3 separate regions of the Mus musculus genome follow, and all the other regions are linked to region 3. A link is a loop called in an ENCODE intact Hi-C map of the cell type or tissue named here. Cell type or tissue: left cerebral cortex. All regions are shown on one strand.

What was found. Hi-C counts contacts between places; a loop is a spot of excess contacts. Peaks named below come from ENCODE experiments on the same cell type or tissue, not always from the same donor. Only the 100,000 strongest peaks of a DNase experiment are listed, where the experiment ranks them.
Region 1: a loop joins it to region 3, with 2.6 times the contacts of the local background. A loop is called at or near these places in 3 of 42 quality-filtered maps.
Region 2: it touches region 3 in a loop (3.0-fold over the local background); 2 of 42 quality-filtered maps call a loop at or near these places.

What each region holds. Positions count from the first base shown.
Region 1 is chr16:59,833,027-59,841,026 of GRCm38, forward strand. Epha6 (Eph receptor A6) reads right to left here. Exons shown (of 18, transcript NM_007938.2): 12 at 6,216-6,341. Among named protein-coding and RNA genes, the nearest start is that of Arl6, 200 kb to the left of the region's middle. In left cerebral cortex, no CTCF peak of the experiment used is centred here; a DNase peak (open chromatin) is centred at 3,955.
Region 2 is chr16:60,066,465-60,074,464 of GRCm38, forward strand. The region is part of intron 5 of Epha6 (Eph receptor A6); the gene reads right to left. Among named protein-coding and RNA genes, the nearest start is that of Arl6, 430 kb to the left of the region's middle. In left cerebral cortex, a CTCF peak has its summit at 4,112; DNase peaks (open chromatin) are centred at 1,919, 4,225 and 4,407; H3K4me3 peaks cover 597 bases.
Region 3 is chr16:59,688,890-59,696,889 of GRCm38, forward strand. All of the region lies in intron 14 of Epha6 (Eph receptor A6), which reads right to left. Among named protein-coding and RNA genes, the nearest start is that of Arl6, 54 kb to the left of the region's middle. In left cerebral cortex, a CTCF peak has its summit at 4,615 (motif pointing right); DNase peaks (open chromatin) are centred at 425, 4,049 and 4,564; H3K27ac peaks cover 2,099 bases.

The sequences.
Region 1 (8,000 bases), 140 kb after region 3:
GCTATATAAGATTTATATTTTTAAGATGCAAACTTATTCTAATGATAGTCAAATAAAAAGAAGCTTTTATGTTAATAAGACGGCTTAGCTAAGGTCAAAGGGTAAAGCTTTTTAAAGGCTGTGAATAGACATACATAAGTGGATGAGAGATTATTTAAAGGCTCTTATAAGATTTTTCATGTCTCTCTGGCAGACAAGAAAAAACTCAAAGCGTGTTCAAGAGTTTGCTATCAAATGTACTGCGCAGCCACTTTTCTCCTGTTTTAATGTACTATATAATGGCGGTCGCGCGCTGAGCTCTAACACTGAGCAGAATGTTGAAAGTAGATATCTAGTTCTGTGGAACCAAGTGCTTCCTTTTTGAACTGCCTGCCACCTGGAGACACTCCCAAGCCTGAACGTTACAAGTGTTGGCACACATGAACATGTATCCATCTTTTGGGGGAAGAGATTCTACTGTTTAGCCTTTAATTTTCTTTTATTTTTCAGTGTTGGGCATGGAGATGAGGATAAAGAACTACCATGCATTCAGGTGTTCCATTACAAAAGACCAGTCTCACTTTCTGCCAACAAATAAAAGAGCAACAGTCCCACTCTACTGGGTGACTTGTCCATAGGATTCCTTCAGTTCATAAACGGCATTGACATTTCTCAAGCCTAATATCTGCAGGTTGTTAATGACATCTTCAACTTAGTGTATGTTCCTATCCTTACTTCTAAAAATTCCAAATATATTTTAGGCCTGATTTGTCATCGTTTCCCTACTTTTGGGGTACTTCCATAGTTAATTCCAATAATCAGAGACAAGCACCGACTCTTCTAAGCCCACTGACTTTGAACAGTAAGCAAGCTGACAAAAATAAGATCTAGATTTTGATCTGGCTTTTGCATTGATTGTAAACTGCGTCCTAAGTGGGTGCTTAAACAAAAACTCCTGGAACCTAGCACTACAATGTTGCTAACATATAAAGGGGGCATTTTCCCTTAATAGATTAGCAGGCAATCACAGATGCTATCTTCCTTTTGCTTTGATGGCTGGGTATATTGTTACTCCATCTCTGACCCTGCCCTTCAAGGCTTCTCTTACCAGAAGCTTCAGTAATCCTGGGTGCCTGCCTAGACCTGCCTGAGTCTGCAACTTAGTTTCTCTTCTTAGATGCAATTCTTCTGAAGCCTGAAACTGCCAAATCTTTAGAGCAAGAGAGATCTTTAGAAACAATAACACAAGTAGTAGAGACTGAAGTGGGGGGATGGGGGGATGGGGGAATGGGGAGGGGATGAAGTCGCTACTAACAAGGCAATGAGAAACAGGAAGTTAGTACTATGGAGGAAAGCGTATCTTTCTTCTTCTTCTTCTTCTTCTTCTTCTTCTTCTTCTTCTTCTTCTTCTTCTTCTTCTTCTTCTTCTTCTTCTTCTTCTTCTTCTTCTTCTCCTTTTTACTGTACGACATTTGAAAATATTTGGAACTTGTCCTCACACTTTTCATCTTTTACAGTTCCCTTCAGCTCTTGACTTAAGCAGGAACATGGGCACTCTCATCTGTAATTCATCCTGGGTAATTGGCAATTCTTGCTACTGCAAAATATTCAGCAGATGAGCAACAGATTTTCATCCTGAAAAGCTCCTACTTATAAAGAATATTGTGTCAGGCATATATGAAGTACATGATACGTTATTAAAATAAGGCAACTTCTGTATAGTCTTTGGAAAATTAATTTAATTATCACCATCATCGGGAGAGCTATTTCCAGTAGAAGCTGGTTTGCTGTAAGTGACTGGGTTTGAAATGTTTCAGGCTAAAGTCCCTGCCCCAACCCCACTTTCTGTAGCCTCTTAGCTTGCCTGAAAATATGAAGAAACCAAATGGTTTAATTTGATTTTTTTCTGAACCACTGTTTGATCACATTTAAAGTTTAATGTATACTTTTCCACTGTTGATTTCCCATGGTGCACTGAGTTCATGTGAAATTTCTTTAACATATTCTTTACTCCATTCAAAGCTGCCACTGAGTCATAATCATTCGTGCTATTTCTTTTCTGCAACCTGCAACCTTTGTATGTGCCCAGAGTTAAGAGCATCATCGCCACCAGGCTCAAGACTTCCTGTGGCTTCACACTTATCACTCCTGGTCTAATTTGAACACCTGAAGTGTATGTTTCTAAAAAGTTCTTTTAGATTGGATAACAGTGCATACAAATTCCCCTAACTCTGTATCAGATAGTGTTTCCCGTGAAATACAGAGAGGGAAATCTTGACATTAGTTAAGTGGGTTGGGGAGCCATTTTCATATTTACTCAGGACTGTGAGGCCTTTGCTATGAAAAAAAAAAAAAACGGTACAGTAGAAATGTTAGTGACAGGGTTGGGGATTTAGCTCAGTGGTAGAGGGCTTGTCCAGCAAGCACAAGGTCCTGGGTTTGGGCCTTAGCTCTGGAAAAAAAAAAAAGACAAAATAATAAAAACACCAACCCCACAAACAAAACCAAAATAAAACAAAAAACAAACAAACAAACAAAAAACAAAACCAAGGTAACTAAGAAATGCTAGTGACATACACAAAGCTGGTATGTGAGCCCACTTTCTATTGTAGCCAGCCAAGGGGCAAGAATACAGATGTAAAACGGTTTGGATCTTTGAATTTAAGAGGGATTAAAATCTCTTTCTGAGAAAATAAGCAAGTGATATTAAACAGTATTAGCTATATTCCCCCCAAAACTGCATATCATGTGTTTGAGTCGCCTAGTGCTCATATTTATACTGTTATTCGCCTAGTGCTCATATTTATACTGTTATTCAGTTCCAGGTAAGCAAAGAAAGACTCTAACCAAACCAGCCACTTCCCCTGAACCTAACACACAATGAAGACTCTGAGAGGTAAATGAGCAGATGAGGCACATTCATGGTACAGGCAGGCAAACTGAGATGTTTTCTCTGGAGTAACATCAGTTTCTAAGATTAACCACCGAGGAAATAGTAGGAGGATTTTCCATGCTTATTTTGGTCTGAATTTACCCATTTAACGTTCCTCCTTGCTCCTCCATATTAGCCAACATATCCTAGTGTCTCTCTCTATCCTAGACTCAGAGAAATAACCCTTTCAAAATGACTTGTTTAGAAACAAGAAATTCACAAATGATCGACTGTTGTTACACAGATACTGACAAGCGTGTCTGTTTTCTCTCTCATGATCCAGTGGTTGTTCTAAGACGGGGAAGTTACGGGTTAGAAGGAAATGCTGTAGAAATACTGAGGCTTCATAGCAGGCTGTGATGGGAAACAAAGGATCACCGATACTCTACAAAACATACTTGCGTATCTCATTTAAATTTGATTAACAGGAACTAAATTAACATCTGCACCAGAACAGATTTGCTAATACATCAATGACACAGGAAATATCTTGAGGGACTGCCAAGTTCTGTGGCATATAATCAATTAGCAGACGCCCAGCGGGCATCGCCCTTCAGCTGGTTCTAAGAGCGTCCTGGTAGCCATGGGGAGGGAACACGCTTCCTGTCCTTGGTTTAACATCCTAACCCTGAAGGACCATCCATGCAGCATTACACAACAAAGGGATACTTCGCTGTATTAAAAGTAGAAAACAATAAGAACTTCGTGTGAGGATTGCATTACTTCTCTTAAGACAAGATTACGAAGGAAATTCTTGGGAAATTAACTAGGGTTGAATGAGAGAAAAATACAAATTACCTTTGAAAATATGGCAGCCTTTGGTGGTTAGGGGAGAAAATGTACAGGGATCACTTATGCGAGGGTTTTGTGTCAGGAAGAGCGAGCTGAGTTAATTTCAGGTAGGAGGAACAGGAACAAGTTGAGGTTCATAAATGTTTTATGCAGTAATTTTGTTTCACCTGATTTGTATGTAAGTCATGAAAACTGAATGGAGCTTTTTTTTTCCTCCTACGAAAGCTGGAGGCAAATTTGGCTTAAAGCCTGGAAGAATAGAGTGTTGGGGACGCTCTCTCAGATCCTTCTCTGGAAGGCAGTATTTTGTGTTTGTGCCATGGAAATACCATCTTCCTTCTGTCATTCCCAGTGGCTAAATGACAAGGGCTATTTCAATTTTTTGCTAGTATTGCTGAATAATTCAAATCACTGTTAAACTTCATAATATCATCTCTGCCAGATATATCTAAATTCAATGTACCATGAGTGTCTGCTGCCCACAGAGACCAAAGAGAGTGTCAGGTCTTCTAGACTAATATTAAGGATTAAACTACTAAAGTACAAATTGGGTGTATCTGCGCAGTTTTAGTCAGTGAGATATTAATTATAGAAACTGGAGCTATATTTAAAAATTATAGTGTAAATTAATTTTCCAGAAAGAAATTACACATACACTGAATGTTTTACAGAGCTGGTTGACTCCTTGCAACATTAGGGAAGTTGGAATGTTGTAGGCCTAAACCAAATAGCTGGAGTTATCTTACGCAGACAAAGGGATCCAGAGGGTCTGAGGCATTTATTGTTCAAACTGTGTGTGACCTTAATATTCTTGCACTACGGTAAATCCTTCTGGGATGTAAAACAGACCTTCTACCAACCTAAAAGCTAAGAGCACTGTCATATAACATGTGAGGTTTGCAGTAGTGCCTCTACTTTGGTGTAACAGCCTCTCTATGCTGTGATGCCTTTAAAAAGTCCTTATTTATAGCTTTCTTTGTTTCGTTACTATAAAAGTTCATAAACGGCTGGAGACATTGCTTATACATTCAAAGTACTTGCTGCTTCTGCAGAGGACATGGGATCAATTCTCAGCACCCACATGGCACTCACAACCCTCTGTAACTCCAGTTCCAGACAACCTCTTTGGTCTGTGTGGGTAGCAGGCACTCGAGGTGCATTGATATATGCAGAGAAAATACTCATACACATAAAATAAAAAGACATTAAATCCTTAGAAAAGCCTCCACTAAATGACTACTTTGCTGGAACATGAATTTCAGGCATCCTAAATATGTGATACTGGCCCATAGTCACCCTTTGTTGTTTCTCTATTAAAGCATTTCTGTTTGAGGTGAGGGCTGTGATTTGTCTATACCACCAGTAATTAGTTCTGAGAGCTTAGTTGATGTAGATTTCCCCCTTCTCTTTGGCAACAGAAGTAGAAATTCTCCACACCATTCTCCCCAATCTGTTTCTGAGGAGATAAATGGAGCAGAGTATCATCAGAACTAAAATTCCTAAGATCATTTTGGTATCTACTTTTATCAATAGTACTGTCAGCCATAAATTCTCTAGCCACAGCATTAAAGGACAATACTAAAGTAAAGGACATGAAAGCATATTTACTACTAGTTGATTTTTATATATTAAGGCAAGAGGGAAATATCAGAATAATTGCAAGAGTAGTTGGCATGCTGTTAAGATAAAGCAAACAAATGCACATCTTGGGACTTCTGAAAAATCAAGATTTCCAGTCTAGGCAAGTATTCTATTACCCTGTTAAGTGGGCCAGATCTCTTGGATACATTACCACATTAGCATAATTTATACCATACTATTACTTAAGATAAATACACAAGAATTTTGATTAAAGACACCAGGAGTCAGCATTCACATAAGTGCAAAGTAGATCTGTATCATTTGGGTAAATTGCAGGAGGGCAGCTCCAGACTTCACTGAGTTACGGGAGGCAAGGATCTGTGACAAAGGGTGCCATGAATAACCCACAAAGAACTTTACTAAATTCTGAGATCGCAGTTCAGAACGTTACATATGTTTTCTCTTATTTCATAATTTTGGTCAGATTATTATTTAAAGAGAAGACTGCATATTAATTTTCTATCTCAAACATTTCTTCCAATTTTTGTTTGCTGGCCTTTCTTCAAATCATTTTCCTTTAGTGAAATGGAACTTTAGTTAAATCTCTATAGACTTGTCCAATTATACTATCTGTCAACATACTTCATTTTCAGTTTTCTTTTGTGGTTCATTCCAAGTGGCAAGGTGGCTCTGGTGATTGCTTATGTAAACCTTATGCTGAGGGGGCACTTGGGTACCAGTCCCTTTCCCCGCTTTGATGCCATTCCATAGCACTAGATATTACAGATGTGCAGGCTGCATTGCAAAGAGTCATTTACACTTCTTCTCAACATCTTTTAGAAGTATTCATTTCTGTATTATTTTTCTGTCAACTGTGAGAAGAGCTCTATTGGTTCATGTGGTGGTAGAGATATCCACTTGGAGTGCCTACCTGCAGGAATCCTGGGGGGCAGAGAGCCTCCTGCAGTCACTGGATGTGGCGCTTGGATGCCATTTAAAAACCCAGCCCTTAGGAAGCTGGGGCAGAAGGCTTCCACCCCAATCGCCGGGAAGGATCCTTAGAAAAGATAAAAATTGACGTCAGTCAAAGTCTTACTCATGGAAAAGTTAATGATCTTTTACATTCAATTAAACCTCAAATCAATAATGATAAAAAACTTCACAAGAAAGTTATGAAATTAAAGGATTTGGGCTATTGTTTTCCCCCCATAGATTTGTAAGACCATTGAATTATTCTTCAGAAGATCTTCTTGCTAGTTATATTACCCTGTTGAGTTCTATAATAAAATTTCCTCTCCTTCCTCTCTCCCTCTCTACCTCTCCCTCTCTCTTCTTGTCTCTCTCCTTCCTCTTCTCCCTCTTTCTTCCTCCTTCCCTCTTTCCCTCCTCTTCTCCCTCTCCCTCCCTCTTTTCTTCCCCTCCTCTCTCCCTCCTCTTCTTTTCTCCCTCCATCCCTCTCTTCCCACCCTCCTCTCTCCCTCCCTCTTTCTCTTTTCTCTTTTGAGATAAGGTCTTACTAGGCAACCTCAGCTGACCTGGAACACTCTATGTTGAACAGGTTGGCCTCAAACTCATAGACACTCACCTGCCTCTGTCTCTCAAGTACTGGTATTAAAGTTATGCACCACTACGTTTAGCTCAAAGTTAAATTTATATTTAGTTCCAAGAGTCAGGTTATGAAATGATGAGACAGACATGAATGTCAGTCTCTGATATCATCTGCATTATCCACAACCACATGAATGAGAAATACACAGAAAATTGTTCCAATAACATCTTAAAGCTATATTGTGTCTAAATAGCACAGTGCTTTGCTCTGGAAGTATCAATACCAATGGCTAAAATGAGCATAGCCTTTTATATTTATACATATTTAAAATATGTATAAAACAGTAAACATACACCACTGTTCTTAATTCTTCACACATTTCTCTTGAGGACATGATGAGAGTTTGCAAAGGTAGAACCATTTTCCTTTATCTTTTTATGAAGTAAGACAACAGAAAGTATTGGAAAATTATCGATCAAATTATATAATGAGTCTCTGAGCAAAAGGGTATTAGTGTAGAAAAGCACTTTCATCAAGGACCAGTGTTCCTTAAACTAACAAATTGAGTTCTAGAGATGAGAAGCGATATCACAGATTTTCCCAAGGACAAACTCCACTGTGAAAATAAACAATGAAAAAAAATCCCTATTTGAGAGATTGCTATCCTTTGTATATGAGTTGGAGAATGAAACTCTAAAATATAAACATTAAAAACTGGTAATTCAATGACTTGAAGATAATATAGTCACTCTGAAGAAAATTTATTTATTATTGAGTGGACAACTCTAGTAATCCAGTTGGGAAATCTAAAGTGAAATTCTAGTTGAGCACAGAAGACATAATTCACCAAGGGCATCTATCTCATTTAAACCTCTAGAGAGCCTACTAGGGTGAGGAATTGTATAGGCTGTGTCTGAGAGGGGATGCTTCCCATGCTCTGGTTTAGCAAGTCCCATATTTGTGGAGAGACTTTATTCTGTCTTGTGCTTTGAGTATAAAATATCTTTTAAAGGCTTGTGTCCCTGAACACTACTAGTTAGTGGTGTTTTAGATGATTGTGGAACACGTTAAGGATGGAGTTTTGCTTAAAGAAGTGGATCACAGTGGGAAGACTCTGAAGTTTGTCCTTAGTTCCTGCCTACCCTGAAGAAGTACTGTGATTAGCTT
Region 2 (8,000 bases), 380 kb after region 3:
AGATGAATATACCTTCAAATATCTATTCTATATGAATTCATGATCCCATTATGAAAATTAGGCATGTTTTAAAAGAATAGTTGTCCTGAACAATAGAAGAATAATGCATCTTTGTCTTTGTCATTTTATAAAGTGTTCCCAGTCTGTTTCCTTTTCAAAATTTGAGATACTTTGCATAGATTTACATTATAATCTTCTCTGCTTTTTTGTACCATAGAGATAATTTCTTTATATCTCCATAAGTTATTTTCAAAATACTTCCTTGAGTTAATTGTGTTAGCATATTTTTAATGCTCTTATCTCTGAATTTCCAACATTTTCCCAATGGAAATATGAGCATTCTATAACAAGCTTGTCCACAATCACCATTGTATCTTGCAGCACCATAGCGACACGGGCCACTGGCTTGGAATCAGTGAGAAGTGTGTGGAGGTACTTGCACAGATCACTCAGAAGCCAGGATGTGGGAGTGAATGTAACAGAGGAAAAGTGGTCTAGAGAGCTAAGTGCTGTGGTCTCCTGAGCCTGTTTGAGGAATCCTGATCCAGCTGTACACAGCCTGAGATCTTAAGTGGTTCCCAGCAAACTGGTCAGACAGAAGAGAGGACCCAAGCTGATGGCTATGGCTGCTTTCTCTACCTGCAGGGAAATGCCCCTGGGTGATCTACTCCCTCCCTTATAGTCATGATCAAGCAAATTAGATTCAACAGGACAGCTATGTAATCCTCTGTTTAGCCCCTGATTATATAACCACACTCTTATTGGCTAAAAAGTTGTATATAAGTTTTTGTACTGAACAATAAAACTTAGATCTGCACCCTGAGATTGCTGGTCTCTGAGGTCTGAAAATGCGGTGGGCTCTGTCTCAGCCCCCACTATTTCCTGGTCCTGGTTCTGACAGTGTGAAAAAAAATCACTTTATCATTAGTAAATAGAAACATTTATTTTTATGTCATGAGTTATCTTCAAGCAGTCAGAGACTCTCTGACCTTCTTTCTATTTTCATGTTTCGATGGAAGAATATTTGCTAATCTAATACTTTTTTAGGAATTTAGCATAGATAGCTTTCCAAAGCTGAGAAACCGACCAAGCCAAAAGGAAAATAAAGAAATTGAAACTTTCCAGCTTAAAAACTAATCCTTTACTTATTATAATAAAACATCTTGTTTTAGTAAAATCAAATCCACTGGGTTTTGTATTTTCATTTTTTTTTTTTTTTGCAAATTAAAAGACAACTACATTTCATGTAAAGGGGTGTTTTGCCTGTATGTATATCTGTGTATCTATGCATCCCCAGTACCCTCAGATGCCAGGGTAACTTTGCACTGGAATTACAAGCTGCCATGTGGGTCCTGGGAATCAAACCCGGGTCCTCTGGAAGAGCAGACAGTGCTGTCAAGTGCTGAGCCAGCTGTCAGGCCCCTCTACTTATTTTTTAGGTGAAAGTACTACTTTCATATTGTATAATTATATATTATATATGAAATTATAATGCATTTAAAATTTGTTAGCATTTAATTATCATTTGACAAGTTTTATTACTTCTGGACCTTAATTGATTCATCAACAAAAATTGCCTCATTTTCCAGGTATAGAAAATAATGAGCTAAAATGTAAATGTCATCAAATTGGGGAAAAATTATACAATTAGAAATCACCTTAGCTAGAATTACCAATTGGGGGACAGCTAATTTCTCAAAATAAAAAAAAACTGAAAATTTAAAAGTATGATGAATGTATAAAACACATATATTTTATTGCTGCAGTGGTGATTTTTTAAAAAATTTTTTACAAGTTTAGAACTTTAAAAGAAACCACATAGTGCTTTTTTTAAGTCTCGGCATCTAAAGTGAATCTGCACATTTATAAGATGGTAGGAGTATGGGGGAGTGTGATGTGCAAAGTGAGAGAAAAGTTATAAAACAACATGGGCCATTAATTAAAAAAATACTAGATGCCTCCAACTTGGTTGTGGTGATATTTATACACATGGGATGAGTTAGCAGCAAACTGCTTAGAGTGACTCAGTATCTCAGTCCAGTAAAGCCAACAAAACAAAACAAAATATTATCTTCTATCTAGTAAATTTTTATTTTTAAATTACAATAATATCTTTAAAACAAACTATCTTATTTCAAGAACTTAACAAAACATCATCTTAGCTCATAATTATCGATATCGTTTCTCTTTATTGGTTATTTTATTTATTTACATTTCAAATGTTATCCCCTTTCCTGTTCCCCATCCCCTGCAAACCCCCCATCTTATCCCCCCTTCCCCTGCTTCTACAAGGGTGCTCCCCCATCCCCCCACCCACTCCCACCTCCTCACCCTGGCATTTCTTAAAAACAAGTGCATTTGTAAATGGTATCCACATGCATGTGGCTCACAGAGGAGTCATCAGCTGTTAGTCTGGCTCTGTACTGACATTCTTCAATTTATATAATAATATGAAATTGCAGCAAAAGCTAGCTAAAAAAATGGACTTTGTATTTTAAGAGAAGAAGCTTTATGAAAATTAGACTTGTAAGTGCTATGGATTCGCTTCCTGGGTATATCAAGAAATAAAAAATCCTTTCCCACGGCACCCCTAAGGTGCACAAACAGACAAGAAAATTAGAGTCATCTTTCGGCAGTAGAAAACAACCCGTGGATGTGTCCTCGGGCTTTTTAGAAGAGTTCGCATTTAAGAGACTTCCATTCATACACGAAATAAAATAGCAGCAATTACCATTTTCCCCCTTTAGATAGAAGAGACCAGCTTAAGACTGCTTTGATCACTTCAGAGGGAATTGATCTTGTACTTCTGAGCTCCTAAAGAATTCGCTCACTGTCCCTCTGACATCTAGAAATTGACCGCCATCATCCAACAATGTAGCTGCACACCCTCCTTTGCAGAATGTGCAAAAGTATATTGGGCTGTACTTCTAATTTCCTATGCTCCTTCTAGCACACTAAACCATCCTCTATACAGCATAACCTTGTAGATCCAGTTATCTTTACTCTCTACAGGTGAAGAATTGGTCTGGAAATCACTGACCCACAGTCACACATTATGTGAAAAGTAGACAGCACTCTAAAGTGATTAGTTAGAAATTTCACTTCAGCCTTAACAGTATCTTTAAAACCTTGGGATTCTCATGAGACCTGCTATGCTGCCACACAAATAGACTCAGTTACCTTTTACCTAAATGTTTCTTTTCATCTAAATCCTGTTCCAAGACTTAACTAAGGAGTGTCTCAGAAGATTTTGCTATAAATCCTTGGGGTCACCATATGAGAACTTTTCAAATAATTTACATGTTTTATGTATATGGTCATTTTACACAAGTAGAATTAATGTGAGTATTAACAATGGCAAAGATGGAAAATAAAAAAGTCTTTCTAAAATGCTGACATGTGATCTCAGTGTTAACAAAAATATGGAATGTATTACATTATAATTCAATTATATATTATTCAAATCCATTTAAGTCAGTCCCCATGTGTTTGACCATTATTTAATGATTTCATTTGAAAAATAAATATTTGATCAAACAGCAAGAGCAAACATAATTCTCAGTTAATTATTGCAAAACCATACCTTATATTTCAATGAAAGGTTTGGAAGGAGTATGGGGGAGGGTAGCAGCGCTGGTACTTATGATCAAGGCACAATGCATATGTAGAAAAATGACATAATGAATTACATGAATTTTTATGCCAACTAAATATTCAGTAAATAGTAATAAAGAAAGAGAATTGTCCCCAGGATCATTTTTTTTTATCTAGTTCTAAAACTTCACCCAGTCCCATTTCTTTCACATCTACAAACTAATCTTATTTCCTTTAGGGACCCCCATGGTCAATAAAAGTTGAGTGGGCAGAAGTCTGCTCTATTCCACAGGCAGTGTAGGGCACGAGAACTTTCTCTAAGTTTCCATATATTGTTTTTCAAATAATCTAGTTAAAAAACAATAAGCCAGCATTATTGTGTTTTTATGTCATTGTTTTGGGCAATCAGAAGCTACGGGTATCTGCATGTATGTACAGTGTGACTTGAGTAGAGTTCCAAGATGTACAAAGGTTTAAAGAAGGAAGGTATATTCATGCTGCTTTTCACCAGAAGGGGTGCTGAGTGGTTTAGGAATGTGGAAGTATTCCTGCCGAATCACTAGCGACAGAACTGCACAGTTTTTCTTATTCTTTCACTTAAGAGATCGCGTAAGTTGGCCAGCATTGCTTCTGTCTTGAGCAGTAAGGGAAGAACTCGTAGACTTTGCTTAGCACAAGCCAGGTGCTTCTGCTGCTGCCTTGAAACATTCATGGCTTCCCGAGGACAGGGGTGATTTTGCTCTCATCCCTGATCAATTAGCAGAGTAAGTTACAGACAAGGAACAACACCTGGCTGAGCCCTGAGTTTCCTTCTCATTTTCTCCAGCTAGTAATTGTGGCGTAAAAAGCACGACTCATGTGGAGAGGCGGTTTTCCCACATTGGCTGCTAGCTCATCCAGGACATATGCTATACTTTCTTCCACAGAATTCTGTGATGGCTTTGTTAACAGACCAAATGGTATCACTTCTTACTGATTAAGGAAATTAAAGAATAGTAGAGTCTTTAAAAAAACTGTATTCTGACTATCATCCACAATGTATAGTATCATAACTCTGCAAGATTTAATGATGCTCCATTTAAAATGTGACATGCTGTGTATACTATACAATCTGAATGACATTTCTAATTTCTAGGTGGAAATTATCACTTGGTTTAAACTCAATTTAAGGGTTTTTTTTTTTTTTTTTGGTCTAAATTCACAGGATGAGTTTATAGGAGCAAAAAAATATTGGTTATTTGAGAATTAACATATTACTTGTACAGTATGAATGCAAATGTAAAAACTTAATATTAATTTTTAAAACATTATACCTTAAAAGAAAGATTACACCCTTCTGGTTTCAATCTGAGCTCTGGAGCTGACCCTATGCCACAGCTCTCTGTACCCAGATCCTGCCTGGAGAGAGCAGGTCTCCCAGGAGGGCTGACACATCTGAGAGCACAGCTCTCCATACCTAGATCTTGTCAGGAGAGAGCTGGTCTCCCAATAGTGCTGACACACCTGAGAACACAGGTGAGAACACCATTTATGCTCAAATTCCTGGCCCAAGAGGGACTTGCCCAGAGCCATCAGGACACAGGAACCAAGGAACAGCCAGGGACAGGACCCTTTCAGATTCTATCTGTGCCCGGGAGCTGACCCTGTGCCACAGCTCTCCATACCCAAATTCTTCCCAGAGAGAACTGGTCTCCCAGGAGTGCTGATACACAGGCTTACAGGAAGAACAAGCCACAGTCAGAGACAATAAGACCACATAACACCAGAGATAACCAGATGTTGAAAGGCAAGCACAAGAAAATAAGCAACAGAAACCAAGGCTACTGGGCATCATTAGAACCCAGTTCTCCCACCACAGCAAGTCCTGGATACCCTAACACACCGAAAAAGCAAGACTCTCATTAAAATCACTTCTCATGATGATGATAGAGGACTTTAAGAAGGACATAAATAACTCCCTTAAAGAAATACAGGAGAACATAGGTAAACAGGTAGAAGCCCTTAAAGAGGAAACACAAAAATCCCTTAAAGAATTACAGGAAAACACAACCAAACAGGTGAAGGAATTGAACAAAGCCATTGAGGATCTTGAAATGGAAATAGAAACAATAAAGAATTCACAAAGGGAGACAGCCCTGGAGATAGAAAATCTAGAAAAGAGATCAGGAGTCATAGATGCAAGCATCTGGGAATTACTTAATTAAAGAACTGACATTGATTTCCGCCCCCCCCCCAAAAGTGATAGAAGAGAGAATCCCAGGGGCAGAAGATATCATAGAAAATATTGACACAACAAGGAAAATGCAAAATGCAAAAAGCTTATGCTTTTAAAATCAAAAATCAACAAATGGTACCTCATAAAATTGCAAACCAAAGGACACTGTCAATAGGACAAAAAGGCAACCAACAGATTGGGAAAAGGTCTTTACCAATCCTACATCTGATAGAGGGCTAATAACCAATATATACAAAGAACTCAAGAAGTTAGACTCCAAAGAACCAAATTACCCTATTTAAAAGTGGGGTACAGAACTAAACAGAGAATTCTCAACTGAGAAATACTGAATGGGTGAGAAGCACCAAAAGAAATGTTCAATATCCCTAGTCATCAGGGAAATGTAAATCAAAGCAACCCTGAGATTCCACCTCACACCAGTCAGAATGGCTAAGATCAAAAACTCAGGTGACAGCAGATGCTGGTGAGGATGTGGAGAAAGAGTAACACTCCTCCATTGTTGGTGGTTTTGCAAGCTGCTACAACCCTTCCGAAATCAGTCTGGCAGTTCCTCAGAAAACTGAACTTAGTAGTACCTGAGGACCCAGCTATACCTCTCTGGTCATATGCCCAGAAGATGCTCAAACAGGTAATAAGGACACATGCTCTACTATGTTCATAGAAGCTGGAAAGAACCCATGTGTCCTTTTAACAGAGGAATGGATACAGAAAATGTGGTACATTTACAGAATGGAGTACTACTCAGCTATTAAAAACAATGACTTCATGAAATTCTTAGGCCAATGGATGGATCTAGAAAATATCATCCTGAGTGAGGTAACCCAATCACAAAAGACTACACATTGTATGTACTCACTGATAAGTGGATATTAGGCAAAGAGCATGAATACCCACCATAAAAGTCATGGACCACATGAAGCTCAAGTGGAAGGAAGACCAAAGAGTGAATGCTTCAGTCCTACTTAGAAGGGGGAACAAAATAATCAAGGGAAATATAGTGTGGAAGGAACTTGGGAGGAAGAGAAGAGGGGGAGGGGAAAAAGAGGGGAAGAATTGGGTATGGGAGGAGATGTACAAAGGGTCAGGAAGCTGAACAGAAGTGTGTAGCAATGGGGGATGTGGAGCTGGGGGTAGCAACCAGAAAATCCCAGATGTCAGGAAAGCAAGAGCCTCTCAGGACCCCACAGGGATGACATTGGCTGAAATACCCCACAAAAGCCAGGGACATCATGTGGAGACCATATGCAGAGTTTAGGCATGGCCTCCTGGTTGAGGGATGGGGCCACCTACCCATCTCCAAAATTTTAATTCAGAATTGCTCCTGTCTAAAGGATATAGCAGGAACAAAGAGTGGAGCAGAGACTGAAGGAAAGGCCCTCCAGAGACTGCTCCACTTGGGGGTCCATCCCGCATGTAGACACCAAACTCAGACATTGTTGTGGATGCCAAGAAGTGCTTGCCAACAGGAGCCTGTTACAGCTGTCTCCTGAGGCTCTGCCAGATCCTGACTAATACAGATGTGAATGCTCATAGCCAACCATTGGACTCCAATGGAGGAGTTAGGGGAAGGACTGAAGGAGCTGAAGTTGCCTTATCTGGCATTAATGGGAGGATCGGCCCTTGGTCTTATGAAGGCTTGATGCTCCAGTGTAGAGGAATGCTAGGGTGGTGAGGCAGGAGTGGGTAGATGGGTGGGGAAGTACCCTCATAGAAGCAGAATAAGATGGGATGGGATAGGGGGTTTGCAGAGGGGAAACCGGGATAGGGGATAACATTTGAAATGTAAATAAATAAAATATCCAATTAAAAAATAAGAGAGAAAGCCTTATAGTACCAGGGGTTAAATAGCAAGCAATGGATAGCATGGAAACAGAAGTACCTGTCATGTGCAAAAATGACCTTAGCTAGTAATGCCATAGAGGCCATGCCTGTCAATCAATGGATTGTAGCCAGCACTGTTCAATCTGGCTAACACCTATGGCATAAAATTTTGATCTCTATCCTGAATGGATGTGCTATTTTTCCTTAATAATTTATAATTACGGCATTTACTATATTTTTGTGGTCTATTTTGATATACAGGATTATTATTATTATTATTATTATTATTATTATTATTATTATTTACTATTTATACACTGTTCTTTACATGCATGTTTTTGCCAATTTT
Region 3 (8,000 bases):
ATTGTGGGAGTAGGGATGCCTTTGACTCCTTTGCCTTCCTTGGGACGCTTTCCCTCCTCTTTGGCCATATCCAGCATTGATGTGAGGTAGGGAAGGATGCAGTTGTGAGTGTAGGGGTTAGGTGGGGGGCGTGTGGGGGCTGGTTCTCTACAATGCCACCATTTGAAACCTTAGGTATTGCTATGCTGTTCCTCTAAAGCTATCCCAGTCTACTGTTCTCGCGATGAAATAAATACTTGTCTTCTTTTGAGAGTTATGTTAGAATGCACTACTCAGGAAGAATGAGGACAGACTAGAATGATTTCAGACAAATGTGAAGAGCCAAGCCATCAGCTTTGTTTCCCACTTGCTAAAACAATTTTAAGTGTGGAAAGGGCTTCTCGTTCATTTCTCGTGCTATAGGCCCAGCATTACACCACACGTCCCATTCACTGTCTAAATGTATAAGCAGCTGAGTGAATGCAAAACTTTCGTTTCCTTTAATAAAACAGTGCTATCGCACCATCCAAAGCTCCAAGAACTGGGATACTTTCAACCTACTTCCTCCTAAATTGCTCTGGAAAATAATTCATTGCTATCTGTTTCCCAGTACTCTCTTTCAATGAGAACATAGGTGCTACATCATTCAGTGAATAACACTATTCTGGAAGACATGTATTAAATTAGATTTTTTTCTATTCTGTGCTAGAAGGAAGATAATGCAGGACATAATGCTACTGTAATATGGAGAATTAAACACAGGTGTATTACGAGGATTGCCATTGTATTGCAGCACAGATAACTTCAACACTGCTCACAGCATAGAGAGGATTTTTTTTTTGGAAAAAGATCTATCACTCATTATTGCTTTGCAAAAATATTGCATGAGAAAGTCTCAATGGGATAGGCGATAACAATAGAGTTAAATAACTATTCTTAGCCTTTTCTAGACAGCACTTTTTCTTAGTGGCCTTCTCCTCTCTGTCTGTCTTGTTTAGGGTTTTACTGCTGTGAAGAGACACCATAACCAAGGCCTGTCCTATAAAGGACAACATTTAATTGGGGCTGGCTTACAGGTTCAGGCATTCAGTCAGTCCATTATCATCAAGGTAGGAACATGGCAGCATCCAGGCTGGCATGGTACTGGAGGAACTAAGAATTCTACATCTTCATCTGAAGGCTGCCAGCAGAATACTCTCTTCCAGGAAGCTAGAAGTAGGGTCTTAAAGCTCATGCCGACAGTGATACACCTACTCCAACAAGGCCATCCCTACTCCAACAAGGCCATACTTCCAAATAGTGCCACTCCCTGGACCAAGCATATACAAACTATCACACTGTCTCTCTGTCTGTCTCTGTCTCTTTCTCTCTCTCTCTGTCTGTTGGTCTCTCTTCCTTCTCTCTCCTCTCTTTCTCTCTCCCCCTTTCTCTTTATAGAATACTAGGCAACACAACCTTCTAGTCTTAGTATATTTTAATGAAGTTTTAAGAACCCGTGGTCTATGTGGTAAATCTGTGGAAACCAGCACAGAAGCAATGGCTTCAAATGTTCCACATAAATTGCAAAGTGAAGGATTAGTTATTTGAGGTCATTTGCTACCATTAAAAATTGAGAAATTTGTCTTACTGAGACTTGATATGCCAGGACTGGCTGATATTCCTGGATGGCCTCCCCTTTTTCTGAAGAGAATTGGAGGAGGAGTGAAGGAGGGATGGGAGGCAGATGGGGAGAACTGGGAGGAGAAGAGGGAGGGAAACTCTGGTAGGAATGTAAAGTATGTAAATAAATTAATATAAACTCTGAGAAACGTAATACTTTGAGGTGTTAATGATACAATTATTTGCATAAATCACATTTGCGAGTTGTTTCTCTGAGAGCCTGTGCCCCATTCATCTCTATTCATGGTTGGATGTTACTTTTGCAAAGTGTTTAGATCATGTTATTAGGCTCATAAATTGGAAAAACTGAGGCAAGCCTGTATTTATTCTAGCGTTATTTGTACAAGTCCTGCTTGGAACAAATTTCAAAAAGGCACAGAGTACATTGGTTTCTGAGGGGGAGGAGAACAGGTTGTAGACCCCAGTGTACAGGGAAGGCAGCTGTGGGGCTGGCTATCTGGCCGGCCTTGCAGCCCTCTCTTGTCACTAATTTGTTCTGTGACTCGGGACAGATGGTAGGTAAGGGCTCTGTAAGTTGAGGGCTCTGTAGCTTTTTGTAAAGGTCTCATATGTAATAATTTGTTAATCAGTGTAATTCTACAGTGGGTTAAACAAAAAAGTAGCCTTCCATCCTTTCTGAGGTAACACAGACAGGAAGACCACAGCTAAACTGGGCTTTTCTGTTTTACCCACAGGCACTTTACCTGGAGGATCCTGAGAGAGCCTGGTGCTTTTAGCTTATCAGAGAAGCAAGGTTTTTGTTTGTTGTTGTTTTTTTTTTTTCCTGGTTGTGGTGTTTTGCTGCATTGGTCCAGAGTGAAGCTGTGACCTCAAATTACCCAGTGTCAGAGAGGGTGATCTGAGGAGAGAGGAGATGCATGGTGATGTCTGTAGAAGCTGTCAGTTTAGGTCCAGCTGCTCCGGATGCTGAGCGTGCAGGAGTTCAGCTTCCTGGGGACCTAAAAGTGGTCCTCTGTGAGGACAGGCTAGTAACTTACATCCCACAGAGTCCAAAACTTAAATGTCTGAATGCAAAAAAAAAATGTTTAATACAGCTGACCCTATTTTAGGAAGAGTTGTTAGCTGAGAGGATTGTTAAAAATGCCAGAACATTTTTAAAAATGTGTTTAAAGATTGAGGGCAGTTTATAATCATTAGGTGTGGAGTTGAGAACATTTATTTCTATGTTTATTCAATTATTTCAAGTTTTCTTTTAAACTGTTTTCTTATGCAAGACAATTAATGATTCTTCAGGACCCAAATGTTCATAAATAGTATTGTTCTCTTGCTTCCGTCTGAAGATGCGCTGTCAGCCTCACCAGACTGACACTTGGAAGCAGGTACCTTCTGTGCCTTTGAAGTGTTCCCTTCACTCGCTGTTCCACTTGCTATAGTGTCAGTTGTACTTAGCTGACTGTGGCTCAAAAACTGTATAAGTTTTACATTTCATATCAAAGCTATGCATAGTAGTATGTATACAGTCTCAATCACTTGGGAGCGGCCACAGAAAGATCCCACAAATCCACAGGTTCAAGGCCACTGGGCTTACGACAATTAGGCTTCTGCATTAAGTGGGGAACTGGATGGGATAAATAAGGGAAATAGTATGAAATGAAAAGTTTTCACTTTTTAATGTTTTAATGTTCATCACTGTGTACACGGCTAATGACAAGAAGAGAAGAAGGGGGAATTTTTCAGGTCTGAATTTTCAGTTTTTAAAATACAATGCCAGTGGAAACACTGAAGGCCTTTGGTAGCATTCATCCACTCATTCATTCATTTGTTTATCCACCCACCCATCCATCCATCCACCCACCCATCCATCCATCCATCCATCCATCCATCCATCCACCCACCCACCCACCCATCCATCCATCCATCCATCCATCCATCCATCCATCCATCCATCCATCCATCCATCCACCCACCCATCCATCTATTCTATCCATTCATTCATCCATTCATTCATTAGTTCGTTCATTCGTTCATTCATTCATTCATTCATTCACCTATTCATTTTCTTTAGTGTTCCTTTGATCAAATACTTTTGAACATCGCTCTCATGCTAAGTGCTCAGGTTACAAGGAAGATATTTTCCCAGTGATATCACCTTAAGGTTGATGCGGGCTAGTGCTAACAGCACTAAAGTCTCTGCCAACTTTACTTAGCATCAGAAAAGAAGGGATGAGCACTTCAGATGGCTGTGGTGAGGGGGAGAAGGGCATCTCCACAGAGTTGATTTGTAGAGTTTGGGAAGCAAAGTAAGAAGTTAATAAAGAGGACGGCCAGAGCATCTCTTCAGAGAAGTAGCAAGCTCAAAGGGACAGCAGGTGGAACAGCACCAAGCATCCACGGAGTTACAACCTTTCTGAAACGGCTACTATTTGGAGTCCAAGGAAGGAAGAGATGGCTCACAGTCTGAGGTACCAGAGACTTGGCTAAGCATTCAGAACAGTGAACATTACGATTTCGTGATGCTCTCTTCACTTAGAACACCTTCCCAGAAACTGAATTTTACTATTTTGGTTGTATCTGCTGCTATTTCTCTGTGCGAAATTATATATGTTTTGGTTTTATTTTTCTTTGTTTTCATTCTACTTCTATTTCTTATGGCTTAAAGGTAGGCATCTTGTGGTAAAACATGGTCTAAATAATCCATTTTAAAGAAGTGTACAGGGATACCATGGATTCTAAATCTTCCTTTTGACCTTTTGACTAAATGTCTAATAAAAAAAATGAAATTGCTTCAGTTCTGGCAGAATCACCCGCAGTACGTGTGTGCAGTCATGCGTCATGCGGAGCAGGTTGGAAGGTCTAATTTTACTTGCATAAAATATTCACAATTTTACAGCAGATTTTCCCAGTGAATACATTTTGGGAAAGCAATGCTTTTTGAAATGAGCCTCCAGCTTGTTTTGCTCTGCTTTAAGTATATCATTTGGGTTCTGAAGCCTTGTTCTCACGGACAGCAGATGGCTTCGGAGGACACTGCTGGAAGTGCTGAACACCATGGCATGACAAGATCTGGATGTACTTGCCTGAAAGCAGAATGAAGCAAGAGAGAGGTTTTTTATTTTATCGTCTTCAAATATTATCACAAGCCAACGGCAAAGGATAGTTTCAAATAAAAGAAAGCCCATCCAGATTTTTTTTTTTTAAAACAGTTCTGATATCTTAGGCCTATTTCTTAGGCAAACCAAGATGCTGATGCCAAGTCTGGGTTTCTTCTTTGTAGGAGCAATTTCAGAACAAATCAAAGGCCTTGGATACATTGTGTGGTTCCATCCCACCGTCCCTTTGAATTTGCTGTTTTCTCTGAAGAGAAGCTTTGGCCTTCATCTTTTTAATCAGACTCCTACTTTCCTTGTCAGGTGTGCACATGGCCCCGTTATGAAACCCTTCTTTGCCTTGAGTGTCCCTCCATATTTCCCATTCTCCTCTGTATTGCTCCTTGAGTTCATTCTTCTTTCTGGTTCTCTGCTCCCGTCGCACTGTGTTTGTGCTGACAACTTCTAATTGTGTGTTCAGGCAGAGAACTTGTTAGCTTGTTTCTATGACGTTTTCTTATCACTTAAGAATGATCATGGTCATAATAGCTGATCAGGTAAGGTTAGTTAAATGATGATATAGCACAAAGCCACAATAGTTTACTCATCTAATGGGTGATGAATGACACGTGGTAAATGATTCTGTGGACGGCGAAGAACACAATGATGTAAGTGAGGGCTTCCTAGAGATAATGGGAACTAAGCAAGGACTTTGTGAAAGATTGGATTGTAAATGAATTGTGGGTAAGAGAGGGGTTAGGCATAGGAGAGTAGAAATGTGCCTAAGAAGAAAGAGATGGAGTAAGAGTTGCTGAGCTATGTGGATGGGGTGCGATAGGACAAAATAGTGTGGCCCGGTGGATGGGGTGGATGGGGACAGATGAGCTCAGACGAGCAGGTAGGGAGAAGTCAGCAAGAGTTTCCTATGTCATTCTAAGAACTTAGACCACACTTTATGCCAATAGTAAACCATTAAAAGGCTTTCTGCATAGGAATGGTAAAATTATGATTTTTATTTGGTTTTGGTATCTTTTTAGATGACTTTGGCTCTAGAGTAGGGATAGAGAGAGATAGATTATAGTGACAATTTTTTAAAATTTTGGTTTCTTTAACAAAACACTGAAATATTATAAGAATATGTTTTCATTTTAATCCCAGGTGTGAGATATGGAGATACTTCAGGAAGTCCACAGTCACTGACTATCATTTGCCTTGGGCTCTGGTAGGAGCATCATTCTCTCAGTTTCAGGTAGTTTCTGCAAGTATGTAGTATGTGGAATTCTGGGCACTTTTTGCAGGGTATGTAAATGCTATGGCCCTGAGAGGTGAGGTGGGTTGTGGATTGGTTGGTTGTTTTTTGGTTGTTGTTGATCACAGTTTGTTAAGTGGTCATGTGCAAGGAAGAAGCAACAAGAAGAAATTAAATTTTCTGGCAGCAAAAGTCCAACTTGCCTCAATTAAGTAATACCCGTACTCAGTCTAAAAGTAATGTCACCCCCTTCCTGACCCATGACTTTATTCAGGGATATCTTTCCTTTTCTCACTATCTTTTTTTCTCCCTTATCTAGAGTTAGGAGATTGAATGGGTAAAAGAAAAAGAGCAGCAAGGAGTGGAAGAAAGAAGAACTCACAAAGTAGCAAACCCTGACTATAATGTATAGAATCAGGTGAATCTTGTCATGTTTAAGAAGCTGGAAATATTATTTCATAATTTTATAGCAATCACATGACATCAACTTTTTGCACATTAAAGGCTTACTTCAATGTTTGCATCACGTACTGTCCATTTCACAAAGAAGAGTGTAGGACATTTACTCGGCTGAACGCCATCTAAACACAGGAGTCCAAATCCGCCATGTAAACAATGTTGGGGTTTATGTTTGGAAAATTCTCTTTTAACAACCACCATGTACAGCACGGCTGTCATTTACTTATACTTCATGTTTAAACATCAGTCTCCAACAAAAAGAAGACCAACAGGAAGTTGTGTTGACACATAAGAGAGACTTTGCTTTGGAGAAGCACTAATGCGATATAGAGCATAGAGCTTTGTTATGATTTTACCATCAACCATGAGGAATGAGGGAGGGGGACAGTGGCATGATTCAGGCTGAGTGAAGTCCCTGAGATCCACGAGAACCCAAGGAATAATTCTAAGGGTGACGCTGAAGCTGACCCAAGAGCAGGGGTGTAGGGTTAGGGTTTAGGAGGCTGTTGGTGCTGATGTTCAGGTCTGAACACCCAAGAGCTCTGATGAGGAAGGATCGGACAAGATGCATGTGCCAGGGATAATTCAACCTTCTTCACTGTTTTGTTCTACCCAGTTCTTAAATGGATTGGAGAATGACTGCCATCTTTGGTGAGGGTAAATCTTCTTAATTTGGTTGGTTGAACGCTAATTTACTATGTCAGTATATACTCACATCCAGAGACACTGTTTTACCAGTGATCTTGGTATTCTTAGGGTCAGTCAGTTTCACACGTATACTTAGCTACCACACTACCGAGTTCCTGTATTTTGTATGATTTAGTGATAAGCATTTTTGTTTTATTGTTTTTGTAATATTCATTTATTTATATATTGATTCATTATATAGACAAGCATTGTGTGAAAGGACGAAAATTCACTTAGCATGGTTGTTTTTCTTTTCCGTGTCCTCATCTACGAAATTCTATAGGTCCAATTTCTTATTTTCCTCCTGACAACAAATTTGCTCAGGGAAGATGACACGTGGGTTTAATGTCATCCTCTATAGCAATTAGACTCAAGGTCAAACTACTGTAGCAGCTCAGGGGACCAAAACCAGCAGTTATGGTTTGCATTGACCTCATCCGTTATTTAAGCACAAAGCAAGATAATTTATTTGGGGGCGTGTCCTGCTTCTCTCTTGGTGCCCTGGTGATGAGCTAGTCAGAGGCGGTCAGAGGGCTTTTGAGATGTATCCCTTGCTCTGTGTGCTCATAGAGTTACTGTTATGAGTAAACACCATTCATAGCATTAACCCTGCTCTCATCTATTTCTGGTAAACAGAACTGAACTTAAAGCAGAGCCCTGAGAATTCAGGAAGGAAAAAAAAATACTTGCAGAAAAATGACTGGGTGTTAAACCCCAAAAGCCACTTTTGAAAGTAACATTCCAGGAAAGCTCCTTCTAAATTAGTTTTATTAGAATTACACTGATCATCTTTTTGCTGTGAATGTGAGCTCAGTTGCCTCCAATTAGGCTTGGATAGACATTTGCAAGCAATTGAACATCAGGACCCTTTGGCCCAGTTTTGCATTATTGACAAGCTCTTCCCAAATAGCTTCTTCTTG